Linked DNA regions of Homo sapiens: regions 2 and 3 are each linked to region 1. The links are chromatin loops, found by intact Hi-C in ENCODE. Cell type or tissue: psoas muscle. All regions are shown on one strand.

Region 1 (8,000 bases):
ACTGCAACCTCCGCCTCCTGGGTTCAAGTGATTCTCCTGCCTCAGCCTCCTGAGTAGATGGGATTACAGGCAGCTGCCACCACGCCTGGCTAATTTTGGTATTTTTAGTAGAGATGAGGTTTTGCCATGTTGGCCAGGCTGGTCTCGAACTCCTGACCTCAGGTGATCCACCCGTTTCAGCCTCCCAAAGTGCTGGGATTACAGGCATGAGCCACTGTGCCCAGCCGGGAGTATATAAAGTATTAATACCTTAATGTATTTGCAAACACATTCAAGCAAAACCTGCTTTTAAATTTAAAAATTATAATTGGCCAGATGCAGTAGCTCACAACTATAATCCCAACATTTTGGGAGGCTGAGGTGCGAGGACTGCTTGAGCCCAGGAGTTTGAGGTTAGAGTGAGCTATGATTGCACTACTGTACTCCAGCCTGGGTAACAGAGTAAGACCCTGACTCTTAAAAAAAAAATTGCTTAAAGGTTTTCAGTTGAACTGAATTTGGTTATTTTTAAGGTTCATTCTGTATCTATTTTTTTTTTAATTTTATTATTATTATACTTTAAGTTTTAGGGTACATGTGCACAACGTGCAGGTTTGTTACATATGTATACATGTGCCATGTTGGTGTGCTGCACCCATTAACTTGTCATTTAGCATTAGGTATATCTCCTAATGCTATCCCTCCCCCCTCCCCCCACTATTTTTTTTAATTTGGGTTTTCAGCATATAATTTTACAGAATTTTCAAAGGCATTTTCTTTGGCAATGTTTGAAATATATATTTCCTGTAAACTCTAGTAATCTATAGTTTCTTAAATATAAAAATAGCTAACACAGTAATAATGTATACATTTTAGACACATAAAAACATAGATTAGTACACAGATATGAAAATCTGGAGTTAAAAAAAGCAAGGAAAAAGCTCAACAGCAACAAAAGTATAAAAATGTGATAAAAGTTTATAGTTCTTTAAGAGAAGTGAAATTCAAATGTAAGGAACACTGAAGTTATTTTATAGAAATTCTTCCATTTGTAATTTTTATTTCTAATATTGTGTAAGACATGGTGCTCTCAGAAATTTTTTTGGAGATGGAGTCTCAGTATATCGCTTAGGCTGGTCTGGAATTCCTGGGCTCAAGCAAGCCTTCTGCCTCAGCTACCTGAGTAGCTGGGACTACAGGTATGCACCACTGTGCCTGGCTAGATAGAATTTATTTAAGTGCAAGGGTGTTTTCAGGGATACCCTTTTATTATTTATTTATTTATTTATTTATTTAAAGACAGCGTCTCACTCTGTCACCCAGGCTGGAGCGCAGTGGTGCAATCTTGGCTCATTGTAACCTCTGCCTCCCAGGTTCAAGTGATTCTCAGGCCTCAGCCTCCTGAGTAGCTGAGACTACAGGCATGCACCACATCTGGCTAATTTTTGTATTTTTGGAAGAGATTTTTGTATTTTTAGCAGACTTGCTATGTTGGCCAGTCTGGTCTGGAACTCCTGACCTCAAGCAATCTGCCTGCCTTGGCCTCCCAAAGTGGTGGGATTACAAGCATGAGCCACCATGCCCAGCCAGGGATGCCCTTTTAAGCATCTGTTTAGGGGGTTGGGACAGAGAGGTGAACACAAGATATTTGCATCAACTTGCACAGAATCAATGATACAGTTGTGGCTTGATTTCAGGTTGCATGACACTCCACAACCTCCTGTCAAGTAATAAAAGATCTGATCTCATTGCAATCACCTCCTTTTCTTTTGGAACCCGGTCTATAACGCACGCAACCCCAGAAGAGCAAAACCTAAAGTACAAGTTATGTACATTGTCAGGTGGGTATTCCAGTGCCTTCTGCTGATCTGCCACCATGCCCTGACCAATCACCTGGGACATGTCTTCCTGAAATGTAAAAGACACAACCAATTAGCAGCATTGGAGGGCTCAACCGCACTTTCCAATTTCAGCAGTTAGTACATTTAATTGGGCTTCAGTCTACTACAAAAATGACCAAAACACTGGGCAAAAAAGTTTCATTCACCCACTGGACTAACTCTTAGAAATGAACACAGCCTTGTCATTTCCAAATGTTTTTTCAGCCCTTTCAGATCTGTGAGGCCTTAGACCTATCAGATTTCTTTTCTTTTTCTTTTTCTTCTTTTTTTTTTTTTTTTTTAAATAAAAGACAGGGTCTTTTTATGTTGCTGCTGGAGCGCAGTGTGTTCTTCACAGGCATGATCTCACTGCTAATCAGCACAGGGGTTTTCACCTGCTCTGTTTCTGACCTGGGCTGGTTCACCCCTTTTTAGGCATCTTGGTGGTCCCTCCTCCCAGGAGGTCACCATATCGATACCGAACTTAGTGTGGACACCCAATTGGCAGAGCTCGTTATAGCGTCAAACTTCTGGGCTCAAGTGATCCTCCTGTCTCAGCCTCCTGAGTAGCTGGGACTACACGAGCAACAACACACTCGGCCAGATATCCTTTGATGGTCATTCCAGCCAGAGTTTTTTCTTTTTCGTTACACTAATATCCCTATAAAACTATCTGTTCAGGGCTCAAATCCTGAACTAGAGTTTTTTCCCCTTAAGACATTCAATTAGAATTAAAAAACAAAAAAACAAAAACAAAAAAAACCACGGCTACAGAAAATACTGGGGGATAAAGGTAAGTTAGCTCTAAACCCCACGGAGGAGTGCAGAATCCAGACTTGGGAGAATCCAAACTGCCTAAACACGTGGAAAGTGAAGCATAGCGAAAGGGCAGTTTATTAACTGAAATAAATAATAACACCAATAAATTGACCAGAATGTTTATGTCTGCCTCCCATCATATCCTATTTTTTTTTTAATAGGCACATTTTCAGGGGAAATTATCATACGATGGTTTACTTTAAGGCATAAATTCCTGCAACTGGGTTTGGACAAAGCAGGGAACAGGAGAGACTGGTTTGGATAGGAGAAAGCATGGGTTTACTCTGTCTCTTGGTAACGTCTGAGAGACACCCAGGTGGTGAGGTGTAGTACACAGACAGCAGGTAGGTAAGCTGATCTGGAAGGTAGGGATAACTTGTATAATGAATGGAATGTTAGGAGTCTGTGATCCTAGCTCTTCAACTTAAGAGTTCTGCAAACCTGGCCGGGCGCAGTGGTTCACGCCTGTAATCCCAGCACTTTGGGAGGCCAAGGTGGGGGCGGTGGATCACCTGAGGTCAGGAGTTCGAGACCAGCCTGGCCAATATGGCAAAACCCCGTCTGTACTAAAAATACAAAAATTAGCTGGGTGCCTGTAATCCCAGTTACTCGGGAGTCTGAGGCAGAAGAATTGCTTTTACCTGGGGAGGCGGAGGTTGCAGTGAGCTGAGATTGCACCACTGCACTCCAGCCTGGGTGACAGAGCAAGATTCTGTCTCAAAAAAAAAAAAAAAAAAAAGTGATCTACAAACCTGAACAGGTTATTTGCCCTCTTCAAGCCTTAATTTCCCCATCCATAAAATGGAAAAAAATAAAAGTAGCTATAATTTCAGGATGCTGAAAAGATTAAATGAAGTAATACATGAGCACCCTTAGCAACACACCTGGCAATTAATAATATTTACTAAAGATGCTAATGATGATAGTAAATGGAATTGGGCTATGGTAGCCCCATGTTCCTAAATGCACTACAGGGGACTAGTGCAGAGCCCAGAACATGCACCCATAACCACGGTGCTAAGAGTCTTGGAAGCGACCTAGAAAGGACACTTTTCTCCTGTAGGAAATGCTGGAGGCAATTTTTAGAGTAAGTAAGACTAACTTACCTTTGTATCTCACAGTATTTTCTGTAACTGGTTTTTGTTTGTTTGTTTTTTGCTTTTAATTGAATCTGACATCCCCTGCCTCGGGTCTCTTTCCTAGGCATGTTCACACAGCCTTTCTTCACCAGGCTCCCATTCGATGTATAACAATACAATAGATAGTGACCAAGTTATGCCCAGCTGTTCATTGTTATTAGATTCAGTTACAATCTCATCCTATGTCCTTAATTCCCCATTGGTTTACAACCTGAAAGATTTAACCCCAGTAAGCACTATCCTGAGACTGGAGCCTAGGTCTCCTGGATGACCATGCCTACACTTAGCTGCCTACTTTCTAACTGATTTTTGGGGGGCCAGACTTATCTCACTCATTCAGATTCTCTTTAATTTTCCCCTTCTATGAGAAAGATCCTAGGACTGCTCCCCTGCCCTTTATAAATTTTGCTTCTAAACAGATGATATGATATAAAATGAACTAAAAAAATTACCTCCTCTTGTAATTCTTCCCTTAGCCCCTGGGTGGTGCCCCTTCCACAAGATGAACCAATGAATTTTATCACTTATTTGCAAGATTATATTGTATCTTTTTATGTATGTGTCTCCCATATCTTAATATGATCGACTTTGTCTTATTTCTTTCTTCAACATATGGCAGAATAGAATATGGGCTTTATAAAGTGTTAGTGCTGAGTGAATCAAAGTTCGGGAACTTAAATCTTAAATGCACCCACGTGGATTTGAGAACCAGCCATGAAAGGAAGGTCACACAGTGAAGATGACTCTGTGGCCTTTACTTTAAAGGATCACACTTGAAAAGAGAGAAAAAAGACGTGAAAAGGTCAATAAGGCTCATGGGAATTTTTAGAGGAAAAACTCTAACCTGCCTCGTAAACAGAAACTATTGGTGTTACTCCTACCAGTGTGTATCAAATGGCCTTAGGAGGAGCAAAAGTAAGTGCCTCTGTTTGAAAATGATATTGTAGATCTGCAATTCGACCTTGGTTTCAACCCCAATTAACCAGCAGTGGGACAAAGGACCTGACTTCCCAAACTACAGGTTTAAAAATCCAATTTGCACATCACATGGAAGAAGTACTAATTTGGTTTTATTCTTCCTTATCATTTGAACTTTTTAGAAAAAAGAAATGGCACTGGAATAACAGCCAGATAATCTGGGTTCAGACTTGTTCTGCTACTTACTAGCAGTAATAGTGTTTGGAAACCTTCATTTTTTTATTAAGAATGCAATAACTGCTACCTGAATAAGGGGTTGTGAGCAAAGTTGAATTCAATACATGCTTACTGAGCACCTACTACATGCCAGCACAAACAAAAAGAAAAACAGAGGAGCCCTTGCCCTGAGCACATTTACAGACCTAGTGAGACAGATGTTAAAGAAATAATCATAGAAATGAATACAACTGAATGGTAGATGCGTGAAGGTGTGTGGTGGGTAGCAGGAGCCTGAAGTGTCAGTTTCCTTCCTTTTTTCTTGTCCTCAAAAATGTAGAAGGAATAGATGAGAAAACTGGATTTCTGAAAAGCATCTGGTCTGACGCACTGTCTCATTTCTTATATTGATTACTCTTAAACATCCGAGCCAAGGGATGGAGCTGGTACGTGATGATGATGAAAATTATGACAGCTAAAATCTCCTGAGTATGTGCCTGTTACTGAGCTAGGCATATTACCCATTTGTTGGTGTACACAACAGACCTGTGTATTAGGGACAATTATTGCTCTTATAATTATTGCTCTTATAATATAATTGAGGTATAATTATATACCTCAGCAGAGCTGAGGTAACTGCGGCACAGAGAGGCTAAATTATTATTTGCCAAGCCAGAACTTAACTCAGACACATCTTGCTGCAGAGCCCTTGCTCTTAACTGAGTAAACCTTCAGGGAAAGGGAAAGTACTGTTTACCTCCTCCCAGCAACACACGCAAGATTCTTAGCCAGCAATGACATAGTGATTCCGTTTTTAGATCCAATATCAGGTCAGAACAAGTCATGCCTGCTTATTTTAAACTTGGGTTGGGAAAAAAAATCATGGCAGTAGCCACGGCAGTGACCTTGGGTCGCTTTCCTTCATATTTTGTGTTTAAACATGAATTTATAATTTGCTAATTGCCCAATTATTACACAAAAGGAGCTCTTAATGCCTTCAAAACTGAGGTTTGGGGACATTCTAATGTGTTTACTTTGCAAGGGACCCCTAAAAAAGAAGAATGAAGAAATGTTGTAGAAAGGTCATCTCATTTCATGAAATAAACTGATATGACACATTCTGGCAGCATGATGCTATAATCTTCAGCACAGCACTATGAGCTCTGAAAGAAAATGCTTTGTGGGCCAGGAAAATTACTGTGATCAAGTGAAGGAGCTTCTGAAGGGTGGACATAAAAGGCAACACTGGCAATATCCCATATAACAGATGGGTGACATGTCCAGCTGACAATCCCCAAAGCTGGTTGATCTCTGTCCCAAAGCTGGACAATCAAAATGCCCTGTCTCTCTGGCCACAGTAACTGGTCCAAGGGTGGACACTTGAACCACACAAGAATATTCTACGGATTTTCCAAAGTAGACCCAAGGGAAGAGTCAGCTCTTTTCTGGCAGAGAGGCTTAGGAGCTTTGGGCAGCCATACACACATCAGGCTGAAGAAGCACATCTGCAGGAGGAAAGTCAGATAAACAGAGAGAACCCTGGCAGCAGCAGGCCTCTGGTTCCAACCACCTCTGAGGCTAAGTGTCAACCACACGCTGCCTGCAAGTATATGAAAAACAAACAAACTAACTAACAAACAAACAAACCTCTAGCCCTTGAGTAAATTTCTCCTTTTGTCTAAGTAATGTCAAATTGAGATTCTGTCACTTGCAACAAAGAGATCCCTAATTGAAACAGGGTGGAGCCCATCTCTCCCAGAAAATATCCACCAGGATAACAAACTCAGATGCATCCAGGCATCAGGCTGCAAGGGAGCCAACTGAAGGTGAATGACGTGAACTGAGTATAAGACAACAAATTAGGCCAGGCGCGGTGGCTCACGCCTGTAATCCCAGCACTGTGTAAGGCCGAGGTGGGTGGATCACTTGAGTTCAGGAGACTGGCCTAGGGAACACGGTGAAACCCCATCTCTACAAAAAATACAAAAATTAGCCAGCCATGGTGGTGCACACCTGTGGTCCCAGCTACTCAGGAGGCTGAGGTAGGAGGATCGCTTGAGCCCGGGAGGCAGAAGTTGCAGTGAGCTGAGATCGTGCCACTGCACTCCAGCTGGGGTTATAGAGTGAGACCCCATCTCAAAACAAACAAACAGAGATGGTGGTTCAGCCTAAAAGCATTCAAATTTAACAATTCTTAAAATATGCCCATCAGACAAACAACAAACAAACACTAATGTTTACTACTACTTTTGGTCCTTGGGCTTCCATTTTGTAGCTGAAGCTGCCTTTGCAAAATTATGACAGTAAGAGAAATGTGACATAGTTGACTTGATCTAGCTTCTTGACCACCTCACTGTCCTTGATCATTCCTGCATGTAGGCCATAGTAACTCTGGGAGGAATTTAGTGGATAGTTTAACTTGAAAGCAAAGATGATAATAGTCCCCACCTAAAACTAACCCCTTTCTTGCTTAGGGATCAAAAGCTCCTTTTGTAAGAGTAATGAAAGGCCACAAAAATAGGATTATCGGGGCTGGGCGTGGTGGCTCATATCTGTAATCCCAGCACTTTGGGAGGCTGAGGTGGGTGGATCACAAGGTCAGGAGATTGAGACCATCCTGGCTAACATGGTGAAACCCTGTCTCTACTAAAAATACAAAAAAATTAGCCGGGCGTGGTGGCATGTGCCTGTAGTCCCAGCTACTCGTGAGGCTGAGGCAGGAGAATTGCTTGAACCTGGGAGGTGGAGGTTGCAGTGAGCCAAGATTGCACCACTGCACTCCAGCCTGGGTGACACAGCGAGACTCCATCTCAAAAAAAAAAAAAAAAAAAAAGAAAGAATAGGAATTATGAGAGGGGCCTGAACTCTTTGCTAAGAGAGGCATAATTTCTATAATCCCTTGCTGCTCAGGGGTCATATGGCTAGAGGTCACAAGATTTTTGATTTCCCCAATTGTAGATAACATCACTAGTGTAGAACCTAAGGTTGGTTCTTTGAGATATCTTTCAAACTGACCCCACGTGGACTTGTGACTCATGATTCAACTGAT
Region 2 (8,000 bases), 130 kb after region 1:
GGAATGTTTGGCAAACTAGCACTCACATTAAACAAAGTAAACTTTAAAAGCTATTATTTTTAGTTTTTAGATTCCATCTGAACCATTAACTTTTCTCAAAAAATTTTCCTGTGTATTCTTCCTACGTAGGGAGAAATGAAGTTAAAGTAAAATGTCAACCCTACAGCATCAAAATTCCATAGGAAATATGCCAATTCATATTATATACAATTGCTTCTATGGCATATCCACCTTTGATCCAGGGAAAATAAAGAGTAAGAAGAGAAAAAGTATTAGAGAAAAGTGAAGTACTCCAAAATGCCTTTCTCTCCTAGTGATCTCAGTTGAAAGTGAAAATGTAATACTGTGAAGATGCAAAGGTGAGCAGAGAGAATCCAGCAGTAAACAGTGTTAATAAAGTACCGGTCCTATTCAATCTTGCTAAACTTAAAAAAACTGACTTCCAAAATTTAAATAAATTAAATAATAATTTTAGATAAAAGGTTAACATACTCTTATGCTAGAATTTCTTTTTCTTTTCTTTTTCTCTTTTTTTTTTTTTGTTTTTTGAGATGGAGTCTTGCTCTGTTGCCAGGCTGGAGTGCAATGGCATGATCTCAGGTCACTGCAACCTCCACCTCCCGGGTTCAAGTGATCCTCCAGCCTCAGCCTCCCGAGTAGCTGGGACTACAGGTGCGTGCCACCACACCCAGCTGATTTTTTGTATTTTTAGTAGAAATGGAGTTTCACCACGTTGACCAGGATGGTCTCAATCTCTTGACCTCGTGATCCGCCCATCTCGGCCTCCCAAAGTGCTGGGATTACTGGCGTGAACCACTGCGCCCGGCTAGAATTTCATTTTCTAATGGCAATATGTGGCACACATTGAAGAATTTTATATTACTACTGATAATAATAAAAAGCAGTAGCTAGCACTTCTGCTAGCATTTCTGGAGCACTTCCCATGTGCCACTTCTTATATAAATGCATATCTTCTAATCTCTCATAATAACACTGTGAAAAGGGTATTATTGTTATCATATTCCCAATCTTAAAATGAGGAAACTAAAGGAAATAGATGCGACTTGCTCCAGCTCAAATGCCTACAAAAATTTAGAGGCTAAGTGGCTTAGTCAAAGTAAATGATGTATTAAATACATAAATATATATTACTACAATTGCTATTAGTAAAAAATGCTGAAGTAAACATCTTTGTAGAGATATATATCTAAATACACATATATTTACATGGACAATGACTCCCTTAGGATATGAAGCTGAATTATTCTGTCAAAGAATAAGCATATATAGGCCGGGCGCGGTGGCTCACACCTGTAATCCCAGCACTTTGGAAGGCCGAGGCGGGCGGATCACCTGAGGTCAGGAGTTTGAGACCAGCTTGGCCAACATGGTGGAACCATGTCTCTACTAAAAATATAAAAATTAGTCAGGCATGGTGGTGGGTGTCTGTAATCCCAGCTATTCGGGAGGCTGAGGCAGGAGAAACACTTGAACTGGGAGGCGGAGGTTGCAGTGAGCCGAGATCACACCACTGCAGTCCAGCATGGGCGACAACGTCTCAAAAAAAAAAAAAAAAAAAAAAAAAAGCACATAGAAACTTTTTATACATGCTGCCAAACGGGTGCTCAAAAAGAGGTAAAATGATTCCTATTCCTACCAACAGTATATAACAACTCCTGTTTTTCTACAACCACTCTAACAATGATGATTAATATTGTTAAAATATTAAGTACTCTGATAGGCAAAAAAAACCTGATTTTTATAGTTACACTTATTATTAGTGAGGCTGAACACAGATATTTTGTACTTGTTACCCAAATATAACTTATTTTGTTAAATACTGCCTGATCTTTGCTTGTTTTTCTATTGTCCTCTGACTGTATATATATGTGTGTGTGTGTGTGTCTTTCTTCTGACTGTGTGTGTGTGTGTGTGTGTGTGTGTGAATGCAAAGTTTTTAATTTTTATGTAAGAAAACACATGATCATTGTCCGTTATTGTTTTGGTAATAATAATTTGAAAGGCTTTTCTCTGTACCAAGGTTATATTTTAAAAATACCTTATATAGACTTTTTGTAGTATTTCTATGATTTCAGTTTTTAGAATTACATGAATTTTTTTTTTTTTTTTTTTTTTTTTTGAGATGGAGTCTCGCTCTGTCGCCCAGGCTGGAGTGCAGTGGAACGATCTTGGCTCACTACAACCTCCGCCTCCTGGGTTCAAGCGATTCTCCTGCCTCAGCCTCCCAAGTAGCTGGGACTACAAGCGCCCGCCACCACGCCTGGCTAATTTTTTTTTGTATATTTAGTAGAGACGGTGTTTCACCAAGAATTACATGATTCTTTTTAAATCAATTTGTAATTTTCTTGAGAAGATCTCCACATTTTATCCCCAAATGAGTACACAGTCGATCATTTATTGAATCATCTATCTTATTTCTACTATTTAGAAAAAAAAATTTTTTTATGCTCTAAATTCTAAATAAACACCTGGGACTATTTCTACACCAATTTTAATGCAAATATTGAACTGATTTTATTCCTGCAGTTAAAAAATTATTTATTTATTTATTTTTAACAGAGATGAGGTCTCACTATGTTGTCCAGGCTGGTCTCAGACTCCTGGGCACAAGTGATCCTCCTGCCTCAGCTTCCCAAAGTGCTAGAATTACAGGTGTGAGCCACCACACACAGCCTATTACTGTTAGTTTGTTTTTTTATTTCAACTTTTATTTTAGATACAGGGGGTACATGTGCAGATTGGTTACATGAAAATATTACATGATGCTGAGGTTTGGCATATAGATCCCTGTCATCCAGGTAGTAAGCATAATACCAGATAGATAGCTGTTTTGTTTTGTTTTGTTTCTTGTTTTTTTTTTAAACACCCCACCCTCTCTACTACTGCAACTTTAAACAATGTTTATAATCAAGAATGCTGTTACAATACTAGCACTCTGGACAAAATAATTCTTCCTTGTAAGGGACCATACCTTGATACCCCAACCAATCAATGACAGTAGAATCCCCCATCCACTTAGACCAGGGGCCACTTGGCAAGGTGCAGAAACGTTTTTGGTTGTTATAACTGTGGTGAGTGGGAGGGTACTATCAGCATCTAGTGGGAAAAGGCCTGGGATGCTGTTAAACATCCTACAATGCAAAGGACTGCCCCAAAACAAAGAATTATTCTCTCAAGACAGCAACAGTACCAAGATGGAGAAAACACTCACATTCATGTCTAAAAGCTCCAGACTGAGTTTGAAAAGCACCAGTTTAGAAGAGATTCAGATACAAAAAAAGGCAAGTCCCTAGGCCAGGCGTGGTGGCTCATGCCTGCAATCCCAGCACTCTGGGAGGCCGAGGCAGGTGGATCATCTGAGGTTGGGAGTTTGAGACCAGCCTGACCAACATGGGGAAACCCTATCGCTACTAAAAACACAAAATTAGCCAGGTGTGGTGGCGCATGCCTGTAATCTCAGCTACTTGGGAGGCTGAGGCAGGAGAATCACTTGAATTCAGGAGGCGGAGGTTGTGGTGAGCTGAGATCGTGCCATTGCGCTCCAGCCTGGGCAACAAGAGCAACGCTCCGTCTCAAAAAAAAAAAAAAAAAGAAGAAGAAAGTCCCTCGTCATTATCTTTCTTTTCCAAAACTGCCTAGTATTTTATCTCTAAGTCAATTTTCAATCAAGTGCTTGTATTTTTTTTAAAGACTATTCCACCTAGCAAGCAGATGGATTTAAATTACCTTAAATTTACAGATGGATTTAGAAATAACTGAAATCTGTAATACACTTAGTTTTCCAATCAGGAAAATAGTATGGCACTCTATATTTTTCCCAAAATCTTTAATAAAGTTTCCTAATTTTCTATAAGAAAGAAACTATATTGTAGTCCCAGCTACTCAGGAGGCTGAGGCGGGAAGATTGCTTGAGCTCAGGAGGTCAAGGTTGCAGTGAGCCAGGATCATGCCACTGCACTCTAGCCTGGGTGACAGAACGAAACTGTCTCAAAACGAAAAAAGAAAGAAACTATGGGGATTGTTAACCAGTGGTCCTTGAATTCTTAAATGGGCTTCAAGACTCCCACAAAGCTGAAAAAATGTTACATAAAATGTTGTGTGTATATGTGTGTGCACCCATGCACATGGGTGACAGTGTTTCTGTGTATTTGCATACATTTTTCTGGGGAGTAGGTTTATAGCTTTCATTGCAGTGGCACTGAATAAACGACTCGAAGCTATGAGTCATTGCCATGACTTTTATGTTCCGAATTGCATTGTTCCTGGATATTTCCTATTTTTTACAGTTATTGCTATTAGGAAATTTATATCACATTTCCTAAGTAGATAATACTGATAAGAAGATTTAAAAAGATGTATCATTCGGCCAGGCGTGGGGTCTCATGCTACCTGTAATCCCATCACTTTGAAAGGAGGCCGACGTGGGCAGATCACTTGAGCTCAGGAGTTTGAGACCAGCCTGGTCAACATGGTGAAACCCCATCTCTACTAAAAATACAAAAATTAGCTGGGTGTGGTGGTGTGTGCCTGTAATCCCAGCTACTTGGGTGGCTGAGGCACGAGAATCGCTTGAACCCTGGAGGCGGAGGTTACAGTGAGCCGAGATCACGCCACTGCACTCCAGCCTGGGTGACAGAGCGAGAGACCCTGTCTCAAAAAAAATAGAAGTACAATTCATATATAGCCTTACTTATTATAGCCAAAATACTCTGTAGGTTTTGAATTTTTGAGACTGACAATTATATGACCATCTGTAAATAATAATTTAATTTGTTCTCTTCCTTTCCGGCTTTTTTTTTTTTTTTTTTTGGTCTTGGAAGAGGAGAGGAGGTGAGCTTAATGCATTGCTAGGTTCTTGAGGACAGTGGGGCTAGCAAGTATTCTGTTTTCTCCTAAACTTGAATATAGAATATTTTTTGCAAGAAGGGGAGAGGTTTGGGATAGGTTTCCTACTCCACTCCATGGGAACACATAAGAATTACTTTTTAAAAAATTAAAATATATATGTATATATATTTTATATGTGAAATGAATTTTAAATAAATATGAAGTGGAGTGACTGCTAATGAGTAGGGATTTGGGGGGAAGTGTGATGAAAATGTCCTAAATGTTCTAAAATTAATAGTGGTGACAGTTGAACAATTCTGAATATACTGAATTGATAGCCACTGAATTATGCATTTTAAGAAGGTGAATTATATGGTATGTGAATTATATCTCAATAAAGTTGTTATTTTTTTTAAAGTTATCCCTTCTAAGCTTAAAAAAGACTGTGACTCTGAGTAACAGAATTGATAATAAACCACATTTCACAAGGACTTAGCTAGTATCCTGTTCTTAAAATAATTGAAATAAAACAATAAGAATTAAAGTAAAACATGAAGATGCAAGGAATTGGTAATCTAAGTTTTTATTTGCATCGGGCAGTACACAGGTTAATTTTTTTTTTTTCAGACAGGGTCTCACTCTGTTGCCCAGGCTGGAGTATAGTGGCACAATCATGGCTCACTGTAACCTTGACCTCCCAGGTTCAACTGATCCTCCTGCCCCAGCCTCCTGAGTAGCTAGGATCATAGGCATGCACCAACACACCCAGTTAATTCTTTTGTTTTTTGTAGACAGGGTCTTATTATGTTGGCCAGGCCAGTCTGGAATTCCTGGGTTCAAGCAACCCACTCGCCTTGGCCTCCCAAAGTGCTGGGATTAGAGGAATGAGCCACTACGCCTGGCCACACAGGTTAATTTTATAATTATGCTTCATAATCCAAATATACTCTTTATACCAAACATTCCATTATGATATAAGATGACCAGGTCTTTTCTGGGAAAAACAAAATTAGGGTGGAAAAACAAAATTAGGGTAGAAAAACAAAATACCTATGACAGCGTGCTTTTCTGAAATTAAAGTATAAAGGAAGGGCTTTAGGATTCCTACAGTGTGGGGTTCCATTCATATCTCTGCTAGGTCCTTAAAAGCCAGTGGCAGCAAACAAGTCAATTATACTGAGTTTCTAGGACCTTATCTGCATAGACAGAGACATGTCTATAATGTGGTTCTCATTGTTTCTTTATGACTACTCTCTTACATGTTACAAAAAGTCATTCCAAAGCCTTCTGCTCCCCATAGTTGAAAAATGTCGCTGAAAGAATGAATGCTTGCAGGTTAGAAAGACCTGGCTGTTGTAAAAGCATTTAACCTCTGGGATCAAAGTGATCAAAGCAGGGATTTCTGGGGATAGACGCTTCTCTCTCAGGAGACTGAAGCTTTTAGATAAGGTAGGAAATGGCATGTGGGGAAAGAGAAGTCAAGCTGTTCTGCACAGAATGCTCCGAAACTAGGTGGATGGTGCGGTTCGGCAGAAAGAGTATCTCCGAAGCACCACGAGCAAACCTGCATTTTCATCACATCCCCACTGTTGACTATCCGAGGCATATACCCTCTGCCATTAATTCGGCCAAATACTAGGTTTGTATAACGTCCCAGGCCAAAACAGAGAGGGTCATTAGCCTCATGGAACTTAGAGTGTTAAGTGGGGAAGACAGATATTAATCTAGTAAGTACATTAAAATGATATTTTGTTAACTGCTATAAAGGAAAAATGCAGGAATCTATACTGAACTAAGGAGTCAGGCAAGCTTTTCCAAAGGAGGTGACACTAAGCTGAAATCAACAGAAGGTATAATACCTTCTTCAAAGGCTCTTCTGTATATCCAATGAGAATGCATTCAAAGAGTTGGGGAGAATGTATGGCACATAGCAGGTACTCAAGAGACTGTGATTATTACCGTGTAATTACTAAAACTGTGGTGATAAAAATGTAAAGGGCTGGGCATGGTGGCTCACACCTGTAATCCCAGCACTCTGGGAGGCCAAAGCAGGCGGATCACCTGAGGTCGGGAGTTCAAGACCAGCCTGGCCAACATGATGAAACCCCATCTCTACTAAAAATACAAAATTAGCCGGGCGTGGTGGCGCATGCCTGTAATCCCAGCTACTTGGGAGGCTGAGGCAGGAGAATCACTTGAACCCGGGAGGCAGAGGTTGCGGTGAGCCGAGATCGTGCCACTGCACTCTAGCCTGGGCAACAAGAGCGAAACTCCATCTCAACAACAATAACAACAACAACAAAATACAAAAATTAGCGGGGCGCAGTGGCATGCACCTGTAATCCCAGCTACTGAGGAGGCTGAGGCAGGAGAATTGCTTGAACCCGGGAGGCAGAGGTTGCAGTGAGCCGAGATTGCACCACTGCACTCCAGCCTGGGCGACAGAGCAAGACTCCATCTCGAAAAAAAAAAAATGTAAAGGAACAACTACGAATGCGAAAGAGACTGGGAATAAAGATTCATGTATGTTTGTTGATCCATTGTCAGGAAGAGAAATAACAAACAGAAGAGAAGTTTCATTTTAGGGTTGGGGGATGGGAGTGCTGGTAATGGCTTGAGCCAAAACTGAGACTAGAAGGTAAAAGGTCAGCCTTGGAGAAGACATAACATTTTATTTTGGTTAGAAAATTGAAAGTGCTAGTGGAAAAAAGACATGGCATCTTCTTAACAGCCTACTAAAAATTTGGGTCATAAGATCAAAGAAGGATTAAAGTTAGAAAAGAAGACTTTCAAGTCACCACATAACAGTCAACTGAGTGATCTCTTTATGCTCTCAGTGATCTTGAATTCTTTTTTTCCTTTTTTTTTTTTTTTTGAGATGGAGTCTCACTCTGTCGCCAGGGTGGAGTGCAGTGGCACGATCTCGGCTCACTGCAACCTCTGCCTCTCAAGTTCAAGCGATTCTTCTGCCTCAGCCTCCCAAGTAGCTAGGATTACAAGGAGCCCGCCACTACGCCCAGCTAATTTTTTGTATTTTTAGTAGAGACGGGGTTTCACCATGTTGGCCAGGCTGGTCGTGCACTCCTGACCTTGTAATTCGCCTGCCTCAGCCTCCCAAAGTGCTGGGATTACAGGCGTCTGATTTTAATTCC
Region 3 (8,000 bases), 96 kb after region 1:
TGGCCTAATCTGTCTTTTGTTGTTATAAAGGCCTCAGCCATTAACCTAAGATGGGAAGGAAAGATATTTCTCTTCCCCTCCACTTACACAGTGTGTCAGTCAAGTGGCTGTAGTTCTTTTTTCAAATAACCTAGATGCCCTCCCATTTCTAAATAAAAATCAGAGATGAGTAGATAAGTAAACTACTTCTTTTGGCACCAGGCTTTATTCCAGTATCCCTGAATGAACATCAGACTAGAATAATTGGAGAGAGAACAGTCTCTTGATGCAGCTGAACACTCATGCTTGTTTTAAACATGGATTGTCTAGCCCCAGGACAATGTTATCTGAAGAAAGGAATCCCAAGTTGCTCATAATTCTCTATCAAAGCATCAATGCCTTTTTCTTGTTCAAGAAAGTCAATAACATTTCTCCATTGTCACAGTATGTTTTCCTATCATCATAGGATATTAGGTGTTGCTAAGTAACAGAGCCTTTCTCCCAAGAAAGAAACTTAATTCAAGTCACTGCCCAGTATTTTAATAGCAAATGTTCAACACACTGGAATAATGACTCAATACAATTTCAGAAACATTTAGTTATCTGGTCTGTTTCCAAATAACAAAGAATAATATAATACAGAGAAAACATTTAAAAACACTCTTCTATACATCAAATATAACAATTCCACTTAAAAAAAATCAGGTATAATAAACATCTCAATCTAATTTTTCTTATGCACTAACCAACTTCTAATTCTCTGAGTTAGTACTTTTAGATTTAAGAGGTAAAAATATATAAAAGAAACTGTAACTTATCAGAAGAAACAGCACAGGCTGGGCGCAGTGGCTCATGCCTGTAATCCCAGCACTTTGGGAGGCCGAGGCGGGCAGATCACCTGAGGTTGGGAGTTCGAGACCAGCCTGACCAACACGGAGCAACCCCCTCTCTACTAAAAATACAAAATTAGCTGGGCATGGTAGCACATGCCTTTAATCCCAGCTACTCGGAAGGCTGAGGCAGAAGAATCGCTTGAACCTAGGAGACAGAGGTTGCAGTGAGCCAAGATCGCACCATTGCACTCCAGCCTAGGCAACAAGAGCGAAAAACTCTGTCAAAAAAAAGAAAGAAGAAAGAATAAAGGAAGGAAGGAGGGAGGGAGGGAGGGAGGGAGGAAGGAAGGAAGGAAGGAAGGAAGGAAGATATGAAGATGAAAGTCCAAACAAGTAGAGAAAATGTCTCTTCCTGTAAGAGATGAACAACATCAACCATAAACAAATAGAGAAAATAAGAAAATGATGACTTTCAGAGAAGAGAGAAGAAATAGTCAATCAGAGGAGGCACAAAGTGACTTCTGGGTATTAGTAATGTTTTATTTCATTACCTGGATGGTGGTTACATGGGAATATGTTCTTTGTGAAAATACAGCAAACTATAGTATAGTTTTCTGTTTGTATGTATTTCAATCAACTTATTTTTATTAAAAAAATTTTTTTAAGTTTTTTTTTTTTTTTGAGTCTTACTATGTTGCCCAGGCTAGAGTACAGTGGCTATTCACAGAGGCCCCATCATAGTGTACTAAGCCTCAAACTCCTGGCCGCAGGGATCCTCCTGCCTCAGCCTCCTGCATAGCTGTGGGACTACAGGTGTTCACCACAGCACCCAGCTAATAAATTTCTTTTTTAAAAAGAGATGTAAAATACTGTAATGCCAGCCGGCACAGTGGATCATACCTGTAATCAGTGTTGTGGTTGAATCTGGGAGAAAAAGTCTTAAATGGAGCCCCCCACTCAACCCCTCATCCCTGGGGGGACTCTAGGACGCGTCTACAAAACACCTAAATTGGAATATCATTGCTGTAAACAACCTATCAATTAACCTTTTTAATCTTCTTTTTAAAATTCTACTATTATTTCCTTTTTCTTACACTGGGAAAGATGAATTAACCTTTTAAACCTTCCACCTTATTTCTTATCACCTACCCACTAATCCAAAAAATTTCCAGTTTGGGCTGGGCACAGTGGCTCACGCCTGTAATCCCAGTACTTTGGGAGGCTGAGGTGGGCCAATTACTTGAGGCTAGGAGTTCGAGATCAGCCTGGCCAACATGGCAAAGCCCCATCTCTACTACAAATACAAAAAAATTAGCTGGGTGTGGTGGCACACGCCTGTAATCCCAGCTCCGCGGGTGGCTGAGGTTGGAGAATCCCTTGAGCCTGGGAGGTGGAGGATATAGTAAGCCATGATCACGCCACTACACTCCAGCCCGAGCAACAGAGTGAGACCCCATCTCTAAAAAAACAAGCAAACAAACAAAAAATACTATCATGTGAGGACCTTGTTTGAATCTGATTTGAACAAGCCAATTGTAAGAATATTTTTTGAGACAATAAATTTAATTACAGACTATATATTAGAAAAACCAAAAAATTATGATGTTAGGAAAATTAATGGTATTATAGTTATATGTTTAAGAGATGCATGTGTATGAATAAAATGACATAATGTCTGGGGATAATTTGAAAATATTTCAGTAAAGAAAAATAAAAGAAAATATAAGGAATAGGTGAAACGAGTATAGTAAAATCTTGGTAATTACTGAACCTGGGAGAACATATGGGAGAATTTGCTGACTATTCTCTTTATGTTGGTAAATGTTTGAAAATTTTCACAACTAAAAAAACAAAACAAGTCCGGGCACACTGGCGCATGCCTGTAATCCCAGCACTTTGGGAGGCTGAGGTGGGTGGATTACCTGAGGTCAGAAGCTCGAGACCAGCCTGGCCAAGATGGAGACACCCCATGTCTACTAAAAATATAAAAATTAGCCAGGCATGATGGGTGGGTGCCTGTAATCCCATCTACTTGGGAGGCTGAGGCAGGAGAATCACTTAAAACCAAGAGGCAGAGGTTGCAGTGAGCCGAGATTGTGCCATTGCACTCCAGCCTGGGCAACAAGAGCAAGACTCCATCTCAATAAAACAAACAAACAAACAAAAAAACCCCTCACAACAATGCTATAAGTATAACCATCCCATCTTACAGATAATGAAGCTGAGGCCAGTGGAGGTTATGGAACTTGCCTAAACTCAAAGTAAGTAATTGGTAAGATTTGGGTTTCAGGTTTGGGTCTGTCTCACTTCAAATCCTGTGTGTTTACCCATCAACACAAAGAAAATAAAGAAGCACGTTATGTTCACTTCTGCTAGAGTAGCAGAAGGAAAGCCTAAAACCTTCCTCAGCCCTTTTGGAATCGACAATTTAAGGCGAGACATGGAACACGTATAGGCAATCCCCAGAGCTGAGCCTTAGGAAGCATGGCTGCAGCACACACAGGATGACTTGAAGAGGGGACAAAGAGACAGGAAGACCAAGCATGACTATAAAAGTAGACTGGTGGAGAAAAAATTAGAGGCAAAATTAGCATGTGGTAATAGAAAATAATTTGAAAGCCAACAGGCTTTTGAACTGTTTAGAAGTCCAAAGTAAAGGAAGCTGAAGGCTAACAAGGAAGCTGTTATCTGATCCTTAGAGGCATGGAGTGAAACACAAGCAGGTGAGAATTTACTTTGGGCTGATGTATGGTATCCACAGACAGCTGCAGCCGAATGTGGCTTGGAGCTCAGGAATGAAGGAGACGATAAGCCTGAAACTCCTGCTAGGACCAAGTGGACAGAGGTTCTAAACACCTGGACGAGGCAGAGATACTGAAATGCTTTGAACAGTGTTTGGAGATGAATTACCACTCGACAGTGGGAAGGAGGGCTGACAGGCCAAGAATAGGAAAGCTGACCATTTAGGAGGATATTACCATGTATCCAGCAATTATAGGAATGGATGTACACCGGATTAAGGGCATCAACTGGAAGAGATTAAAAAGAACTCAAAGAGCTGGAGAAAAAAGGAATAGCTGACTTTACTCCATTTATCTATTAAAAAAAAATTCTGAATACTGGCTCTGGGCTAGGCACTATGCTATTTGCTAGAGATATAAGGGTGAAAACAAAGGAAGTAAAGATTGAATTAGGTACTATCAAAAGCATAAAGAGTTCCAAATATGATTTGAGATCTTTCAATCACATAACAGGAGACAAAGAAGGATTCAACTTTGGCAATCAGTACCTAAACTCTTAAGAATCACACTTAATTTGGGTCTGGGCATGGTGGCTCATGCCTGTAATTCCAGCACTTTGGAAGGCTGAGGCAGGAAGAATGCTTGAGCCCAGGAGATCGAGACCAGCTGGGAAACATAGTGAGACCCCCATCTTTACAAAAAATAAAAGAACATTAGCCAGGTGTGGTGGCTCATGCCTATAGTCCCAGCTACTCAGGAGGCTGAAGTGGGAGGATTGCCTGAACCCAAGAGGTCAAGGTCACAGAAAGCCAAGATTATGCCACTGCACTCCAGCCTGGGCAACAGAATGAAACTCTGTCAAAAACAAAACAAAACAAAACAAAACAAAAAAACAACCAACAGTGAAATCACACTTAGTTTGGAGATGGAAGGAAACTAGTCCAGAACCTTCACAATCAAGGACACTACAGGTCACAGAGCTTAATCACAAGTGAATGGCAAAACAATATCATCCAAAACTCCTCATGAATTAAGCCAGTTTTGTAACTGAGTACCCTCATTTTTCTAGGAGATAGAGAATGAGTTATTTTTAAATTATTATTTTTTAGTATAAAGAAAGTGACTTTTTGTTTCAAAGCTAGCTTAGGGAAAGAAGTACAGGCTTCCTGCCTTGAGAGTACCACTTTGCTTTTGGAGCAGAAAGCCCGTTTGTTTGTTTTTTGAGACAGAGTCTCATTCTGTCACCCTGGATGGAGTACAGTGGCATGATCTCAGCTCACTGTTAGCGGATGCTGAGTCAGGAGAATCGCTTGAACCTGGGAGGTGGAGGTTGCAGTGAGCCAAGATTGCGCCATTGCACTCTAGCCTTGGCAACAAGAGCGAAACTCTATCTCAAAAAAAAAAAAAAAAAAAAAAAAAGAGAGAGAGAGAGAGAGATGGGGGTATCTCTGAGGCAATTATCTAATGGAGAAGACCTAGTTGACAAATGATCAATTTACAATGACAAAGTTCAAGTTCAATGACCACCTTTAGGCTTAAAACATAAAATGAAATTAGTTTAGTACAAGGAAGTTTATCCATCCTAATTGGTGGTCACATAGGCGCCCATGCTCAAACTATCAGGCTCACAGTATCAGTTTTGCTCGACATGTCCTTTGAAGCCTTTCTACAGAAGTGTACCACTATGCCTAAACCAGCATGTCCCACTGTGGTCCCAGGATCACCAGAAGTAGTCCTGTATGAAGTGCTGGTGTCTGGGATCCATGTCATATCTACAAAGTCGAAATCTCTGGGGATGGGGCCAAGGAGTCACCATTTAAAAAAGAAAAAAAAAAAGATCTTTATGAAATTCTTATGCACACTAAGAACACTAAGATAAGTCCCTATCCCAGCTCAAAATGCCTTTATAGTCCTTAGAAATGCCTGAATATGAGATTCATAAAAAACGATCTGATTATTACCTCAGATTTTTAACTCAGTCTTAAAACAGTAAACATGCTTTAATTTTGAAAACAGCATTGCGAAAAGCCAAATGTAATTTTAGGAACACTCTCTACAATCATTTGTTGTATATTTTAATTATCAGGAGGACATAGTCCTTTAATCACTATGAAAGTGGTGAGTTGCAAGCTCACTATGGTTACAGTGCAGTAGAAATGTGCTGGGGTTGGGCTAAGTTTGCTTCCTGGTCACCTCACAGTCATGCAATAATGCTCAACAAGAGCTCCGCACCACATCAGATCGTGGTCATCAGCAGTGGCACTGACAACATTAATATTTAATTATATTTCCTAGAAGGAAAAATAATGGTAGTTTTCAGTAATTAAAGGAAACTGTAGTAGAATGCAGAAAAAGGGTTAAAACATGTTATTTGCCAAACTGACCTGGTTCCTTTAGTGACTGATAGCGTGGAACTTCTCTCTGCATACCTGCTTAGGAAACCATCAGGCTGTGTGCCCAGAGCCCTGTACATACGTATTATTTCCAATAACCATCAGAACAAGCTTCAGGGAAGAAGCAGAATTCCAGCTGAGATTGGACGGTATTTTGTTGTGTCATCTTTAGTCATTTATTGCTCGCAGCCCCACTCTCTTGTCAGCTCAATGAGAGAAGAAACTAATTCTGTCTCGTGTAGGCAGAGTTTCTGGCCCAGAGTGGGTACAGCATAATATGTCAATAAATTACAGAAACACAAGCTTGCAAATTTGTCATTATCTGAATTGGTCAAGAAACAGGCTATTTATTAATAAAAATTTCTAATTAATACACTTTTACTTCCCCTAGGAATTAAATTTTAAGAATAGATTCTAAGATTAAGCTGATAGAATACCTTTTTTGGGTAATCCAAATGTTTCATCATTATTAAAAACACTGTCTTTGGGGTATTTTGAACCACAGCCTATCAGAAAAAAAAGTATACAAGCTTTAGAGTCAGAAAGAGCTTCACTAATAGGTACATGGTGAAGTCAAAAAGATCTATTTTGCAAATTCCCCTGAAGCCACACTGTACCTGTTGACCTCCTGAAAATTAATTAACTGTGCATCTGGTTCTTTTAAGTAATCACTTTTCTTGCCCTAGGAATGGCACAACATAGAATTAAAGAATGTAAAGTATTTAACTTAATGCCTCACACCTAGTAGTTATATGTACCAGAAGTTTGCTCCCTCACAGCCAAAACTTCCCTTCCTTATTTCTTATAGAGAGTGTCTTAAAGTAACACGCAAACCAATTTTAATTACATAACCTTACTTTTAAAAATTATTGTTGTCATTTCTTTTACAAATGAGGAAACAGGCTATGAGAGTTTAAGAAACAGCCACAAAGCGACACAGTACATAGCATTGTTTTAACATTTAACTTTTAAATGAAGACAACAGAAAATCCCATGAGATCCCTTAAAAATAGTATTATGAGAAAGAACATCAGCAATATTATAAATTGTTTAATACAAGTTGAGCATTCCTAATCTGAAAATCCAAAATTAGAAATGCTCAAAAATCTGCAACTTTTTGTACACCAACATGAAGTCACAGTCGCATGAAGCCACACCTGACCTCACGTGACGGGTCACAGTCAAAACTTTGTTTCATGCACAAATTTATTTAAAATATTGTATAAAATTATGCTCAGGCTCTGGGTATAAGGCATATATAAAACATAAAGGAATTTTATGTTTAGGTTTGGGTCCCACATATAGCTTATTAGGTATACATAAACATTCCCAAATCTGAAAAAATCCAAAATCTGAAACACTTCTGGTCCCAAGCATTTCAGATAAGACAGATTCAATCTAAACATAATTATTTTTGCTCAGACTTATTTATTTATTTATTTTGAGATAAGGTCTCACTCTGTCACCCATGTTGGAGTGCAGTGGTATGGTCATGGCTCACTGCAGCCTCAACCTCCCGTGTTCAAGTGATCCTTTTGCTTCAGCCGCCCAAATAGATGGGACTACAGGTACCCACCATTGTACCTGGATTTTTTTTTTTTTTAAGAGATAGGGTCTCACAATGTTTCCAGGATGGTCTCAAACTCCTGGGATCATGCAATCCTTCTGCCTTGGCCTCCCAAAGTGTTGGGATTACAGGAGTGAGCCACTTTGCCTGGCCACCCAAATAATTCTAAACAATAACAAATATTTCTTTTAACAGCTTCACCCCACAGTATGTCACAGTCTATGCTGTTTTTTCTTTTTTCTTTTATTTTTTGAGACAGGATCTCACTCTGTCACTCAGGCTAGAGTGCAGTGGCATGAACATGCTCATTGCAGCCTCGACCTCACAGGCTCAAGTGCTCTTCTTACCTCAGCCTCCTGAGTAGCTGGGACTACAGGCATGCACCACCATGCCTGGCTAATTTTTAAATTTTTTGTAGAGACCCTGAGTTTAAGTGATCCTTCTGCCTTGGCCTCCCAAAGTGCTGGGACTACAGATGTGAGCCACC

The links. Peaks named below come from ENCODE experiments on the same cell type or tissue, not always from the same donor. Only the 100,000 strongest peaks of a DNase experiment are listed, where the experiment ranks them.
Region 2: a loop joins it to region 1, with 3 times the contacts of the local background. A loop is called at or near these places in 6 of 110 quality-filtered maps.
Region 3: a loop joins it to region 1, with 2.4 times the contacts of the local background. A loop is called at or near these places in 5 of 110 quality-filtered maps.

The regions. Positions count from the first base shown.
Region 1 is chr1:62,066,908-62,074,907 of GRCh38, reverse strand. All of the region lies in intron 31 of PATJ (PATJ crumbs cell polarity complex component), which reads right to left. It also overlaps the pseudogene RN7SL180P. Among named protein-coding and RNA genes, the nearest start is that of MIR3116-1, 7.9 kb to the left of the region's middle. In psoas muscle, a CTCF peak has its summit at 4,317; no DNase peak of the experiment used is centred here; H3K4me3 peaks cover 1,179 bases; H3K27ac peaks cover 3,444 bases.
Region 2 is chr1:61,933,263-61,941,262 of GRCh38, reverse strand. The region is part of intron 27 of PATJ (PATJ crumbs cell polarity complex component); the gene reads right to left. Among named protein-coding and RNA genes, the nearest start is that of MIR12132, 91 kb to the right of the region's middle. In psoas muscle, no CTCF peak of the experiment used is centred here; no DNase peak of the experiment used is centred here.
Region 3 is chr1:61,971,378-61,979,377 of GRCh38, reverse strand. The region is part of intron 27 of PATJ (PATJ crumbs cell polarity complex component); the gene reads right to left. Among named protein-coding and RNA genes, the nearest start is that of MIR3116-1, 100 kb to the left of the region's middle. In psoas muscle, no CTCF peak of the experiment used is centred here; a DNase peak (open chromatin) is centred at 4,877; H3K4me3 peaks cover 3,005 bases; H3K27ac peaks cover 4,129 bases.